Regions from separate parts of the Homo sapiens genome. Here region 2 is linked to region 1. Evidence: read pairs that join two places in POLR2A ChIA-PET (ENCODE). Cell type or tissue: endothelial cell of umbilical vein. All regions are shown on one strand.

What was found. ChIA-PET counts read pairs that join two places held together with the same protein. Peaks named below come from ENCODE experiments on the same cell type or tissue, not always from the same donor. Only the 100,000 strongest peaks of a DNase experiment are listed, where the experiment ranks them.
Region 2: POLR2A ChIA-PET joins it to region 1 with 10 read pairs; 6 of 35 experiments call an interaction of 5 or more read pairs at or near these places.

Annotation. Positions count from the first base shown.
Region 1 is chr1:9,316,853-9,319,352 of GRCh38, forward strand. All of the region lies in intron 1 of SPSB1 (splA/ryanodine receptor domain and SOCS box containing 1), which reads left to right. Among named protein-coding and RNA genes, the nearest start is that of SPSB1, 25 kb to the left of the region's middle. RefSeq lists a silencer at 1-129 and enhancers at 734-1,933, 747-1,291, 1,292-1,836. In endothelial cell of umbilical vein, no CTCF peak of the experiment used is centred here; a DNase peak (open chromatin) is centred at 1,189; H3K27ac peaks cover 1,952 bases.
Region 2 is chr1:9,437,446-9,439,945 of GRCh38, forward strand. It overlaps the pseudogene RNA5SP40. Among named protein-coding and RNA genes, the nearest start is that of LINC02606, 9.7 kb to the left of the region's middle. In endothelial cell of umbilical vein, no CTCF peak of the experiment used is centred here; a DNase peak (open chromatin) is centred at 1,226; H3K27ac peaks cover 1,350 bases.

The DNA.
Region 1 (2,500 bases):
CGGACCTTGTGACCTCTCTGAGCCTCAGTTTCCATCTGTGAAATGCGGGTATAAGAGTGCCCCCGGGTAGAGGGAGCTGCCTGGTGCTCTCCTTCTGATCGCAGAGATCCCAGGCCCCGTAGCAGGGCCAGGCCTCACCTTGGATGCACCTTCCTGCTTCCAAGTGGAAACACACGGTGGAATTTAGAATCCTTAACCTGGCCTGTGAGGGTTTGCTTCCGGTGCTCTCGCGAAGGAAAGAGAGAACTCACAAATAATATATTATACTAGGCAGAGGGTGAGAAAGGTGCTTAGAGGCCAGCAAGGTTCTGGCCTTGGGGATCAGGGTTTACTCTCAGCAGGTGAATCTGGGAAGGCTTCCTGGAGGAGGTGATGCTGAAACTGGGCCTTGGGATGTGTAAGCACTGGAGAGGGAGGAGGAAGGGAAGAAGGGAATAAATGTCACTGGCGGAAGGTGGCATGTGTGTGCAAAACCACTGGGAGCTTTGATGATACCCGGTATATAGTAAGTGCTTGATAAAAGTCATCACCGAAATCAATCTGACTCCAGGATTTGGTTTAGGTATCTGGGAGAAGGGGTGTGGGGGCGTGTGGTAGAGATTTTCAGACCACCAGGTGAGAACAGACAGGTTTTTTGTCGTTTGTTTTTGAGACAGAGTCTTGCTTTGTCACCCAGGCTGGGGACAAAGCTCACTGCGGCTTCTGCCTCCCAGGCTCGGGGATCCTCACACCTCAGCCTCTTGAGTAGCTGGGACCTCAGGTATGCACTACCACGCCCAGATATATATATATTTTTGTATTTTGTATTTTTTGTAGAGTTGGGGTTTCACCCTATTGCCAGGCTGGTCTCAAACTCCTGAGCTGAAGCAGTCCACCCTCCTTGGCCTCCCAGAGTGTTGGGATTACAGGCGTGAGTCACCGTGCCTGGCCAGAAAAGACAGTTTCAGAGCCTTATGTAGGTGATTTCCGGTGGCGAGGGAACCAATTTTTTTTTTTTTTTTTTTGAGACCCTGCAGATTGGCGGGTCGCTTTGGTGGGAGTTTCTTGCTTCCTTGGCACACCATTCGCTCCGCGAGTTTGTTAAGGGCCCCTGTGTGCCAGGCTCGGCCCGAGCATCTGTGGAACCAGAGGAAGCTGGGTGGACAGTCGCAGGTTTGGTGACGTGCCAGGTGGGGAGAGGAAGCAGCTGCACTCATTCCCCTTTCCGGGCAGGTTGGGGAAACGCAGCGATTGTTCTGGGAAGCTGCAGCTTAGGGAGAGATGACGTTCCCTGTGGCCCAGTGAGGGTGGGGCCCTGGGGTCTGGGCTGACAGCAGGCAGTGGGGGAAGGTGGGTGTGGGCACCCGGAGGCCCATGATGCCCCCAGATCCTCCACCACGAATGCAGCCGGCAGCAGAACAGTGACGGGTCCTCCGCCCGCTTGGGTCTCTGCCCACCCACGCCTCCCTTGCTGGTTGTTCTCTCCGGCCTCTGCCTCCTTGCTTTCTTGGCTGACAGTGTAGGACCCTGCCTGAGGCACAGCATTTCCAGGCTGCCTTGCGGACAGACAGGGAATGGGGACAGCGTCCTCTCCTATCGCCCACGAAGCCCCCCTGCCATGTTCCTCTTTGTCCTCAAGACCACCCTCCTTCCTCCACTCCCAGGTTTCCAGCATCCAAGGAAGACCCTGAGTTTGGAATCTGGCTTCCAACCTGGATCCTGGACAAGTTACTCAGCCTCTTTGAGCCTTGGTTTCCACATCTGTAAGAATGGGTGTGAGACTTACCTTGCGGAATCGTGCAGGATTGACCAAAGCCAGACCGTGTGGCTGGTGCCTCGGAGGCAGCTGTTTCCACCATTCAGAGGGTTGTTCTTCTGTCCATTCAGCAATTCGGGCAGCTCACTCAGATCAGGGCCTCTGTCAGGCTCTGGATGTACAGCAGGACAGGGTCCCTGTCTCCAAGGACTCACTGCATATAGTGGGGGACAGTCACATGAGCTGGTGATTGTAACACAGGGTGACAAAAGAGGAGTCCAGCCTGCGGTGTCCTGCAGTGAGTCCTAAAGACGTGGTAGGGCCGGGCGCAGTGGCTCACACCTGTAATCCCAGTACTTTGGGAGGCTGAGGCGGGCACATCACCTGAGGTCATGCCTGGGCAACATGGCGAAACCTGTCTCTACTAAAAATACAAAAAAATTAGCCGGGCATGGTGGCGCACCCCTGTAATCCCAGCTGCTCCAGAGGCTGAGGTGGGAGAATTGCTTGAACCTGGGAGGAGGCAGAGGTTGCAGTGAGCCAAGATCACACCACTGCACTCTAGCCTGGGCAACAGAGTGAGACTCCATCTCAAAAAAAACAAAACAACAGTAACAACAACAAAAGAGGAGGTAGGACCTGGGAAGTGGGGGGACCAGGGGGGTGGCACAGGGAGGGCACCAAGGCAGGCAGCACTGTGGGCTGCGGGTCAGCATGTGGACATGTGTGCGCTGCCCTGGCCGTGGCATGTTGCTCACCAAGGCG
Region 2 (2,500 bases), 120 kb after region 1:
AGAACTCTTGAGAAGTGAACCTGTATTGTTGATAAATGACCCAGTCTGTGGTATTTTGTTAGAGCAGCACAGATGGACTAATACAAAGGCTGGAGATCCTTACTGAGCCCTTGCTACGTTCTCAGTGCTTTGCAGAAATGAACTGTTTCCTCTCACACACCCCTGACGTAGGTGCTGGCCTCATTCCATTTTTTATAGATGAGGAAATGGAGGCACAGGAGAGAGGCTAAGTAACCTGAACTGAGGTTCACCCTCCTCCCCTCCAAGCCCAACCCTGCTTAGCTTCCAAGATGAGACAAGATCTGGCACGTTCAGGGTGCAATGGCCATAGACAGGTCACCCCTCTTCTAAAGGGCAGAGCTGGGGTTTGAACTCAGGCAGTCTGACTCCATGGTTCAGGCTCTGAATGGTAATGTTCTGCTGCTTCTGTAAATAAATGAGGATAAGAAAGGAATAATTGGAAATGATTTCTCCCCCAAACTGTGAAACTGCATTGCAAACAGTGGTCTCAGCTACTAAGGAGTAACAAACAGCTCTTTCATCTCCTGAAAGAACTGCGTGCAAAGGAAGGAGTGAGGAGAGAAGGGACATCCAGAGCCTGAAGAACCTGTAACTTGAGTGCACAGCCTCTAAGTAATCCCAAGTGGACCGTGTGAACCTGCAGTCAGTGTCTGTGGCCACGAGGCAGAACACACAAACACCAGGCCCCAAGATTTCTCACCAAGATCGTGTCATGAGACAGGACCTCGCTGCCCAGCCCCCGCCTCCCAATAACAGGATTACGAGGCTGAGTGCGGTTACTGCTGGCACAGCGAGCCACAGATGTAGCCAGGACTGGGCGCCAATCGACGGATTCCCAATATTGTCTTCCAGTTGCTAGACTACGCTGCTTTCCAGTACATTATTTGGAATATAAAAACTAAAATGTAAGTAAAGCATTTTCATACAAATAATTTCAACCGCAACAAGGCAATTGGCTTCTGATTAAGTTGGCAAGAAGAGGTAATGAACTCATTCCGATTGACATATTTGGAGATTCTCTTGCCAAATCCAATTGGCAGCTTCATAATTATGGAAACGTCCATGTTATTTCCACTCAACCAGGGTTAGGGCTGCTGGTATCTGATTCAATGTTTACTTCATGAATGAGGTCAGTTCCCAGCACAGCTGGGGTTTCGGCAAAGGAGTCAGCAAACAGCATTCCCACTAGAATCTGACTGGCGTTTGTCACAACTTCCAGGGCAACCTTCCCCCAGCTCCCCCAGGTCAGCTGCTCTCCCTAGCATTGTCTGTGGTCCGGCTCCTCTCCCTGTAGAAGCAGACTCAGCCTCGACATGATGAGGTCACATGCAAGCTTCCCCTGGCACAGTGGTTCATTCTTCAACCTGCCCCCTTGGTATTGCAACACCTCGCTCCTGGACAACCCCCGCGCACCATGAGCTTCACGCTGCCAGGAAATGGGGTAGGGTTTTAAGAATTATTTATCCCAGGATGGTTCCACGTGTGTGGTATGAGAGTGACTCAGAGTGCCATGGAAGCCATCTCCAAAGGTAATGACTTCCCATAGGTCAGAGTGTCCTTTCAGCCAGCTCCCCACACTGATGAAAACAAAAACAAAAGTCGCAAGTACTCAGAGCACTCATGAAGAACACACATTCATGGAGTGACCATCTGTGAGTTCACAGAGTTCCTGGGGAGACTCAGGGCAGAAGGGAAGGGCGGCACCCCACAACAATGCCAGGGGTCTAGCTCCCAGTGGCTCGAAGCTGCAAAGGGCTGGAGTGTCACTGACCTGTTTGTTGAAGTCCTGAGCTATTGCCATAGGATAGCGGCATCAAGAAAGTGCACAGTCAGAGTCTGAAGCAGCTATCTCTGCCCTGGCAGCAATTTCCCTACGTGAGCACAGTAAGCTAGGAGGAGGCTAAGCATGATTTGGTTTGGATCTCAAAATAATCGTGGGCATCATATGATGTGATGACTTTTGCCTAAGAAAATCTGAAAAGAGCCATGGAGAAAAAGAATCTGGAGTGGGAGATGGTTTAGGCATTGGAGGCAAAGGCAGATTCAAGAAGAAACTTCCTCTGCCCCAGTGTTGACAACCAGACTGATGGCCACGCCCCACGCTTTCCCAATAGGAGAACAATGAGACTGAAGGCAGTTGATGTGAACACAAGAATCAACAACGTAGAGGAGACACAGTCCCAGGTGTAAAGAGGGGAGCTGTCTCTCCCTGTGGCCTCAACAGGAGGAGAGGGTTGTCAGTCTAGGATGAAGACTCACTGTCTCGTCCTAAGGGTCAGTCCACCTGCCATAGGAGATTTCGGAACACCTCTCCTCACTTGAGGGTCGACATGCTGTAGGGTCCATGGGGCCCACTGGACAGTCACAGTCCCAGCTCACTTCTCCCACTGGCTTTCCTCAGGAGCTCACACTACCTGTCTCAGCCCCAAGATGTTCCTTCTGTCTGCTCCTGTTCCTGACTCAAACATGTGTTGTTTGC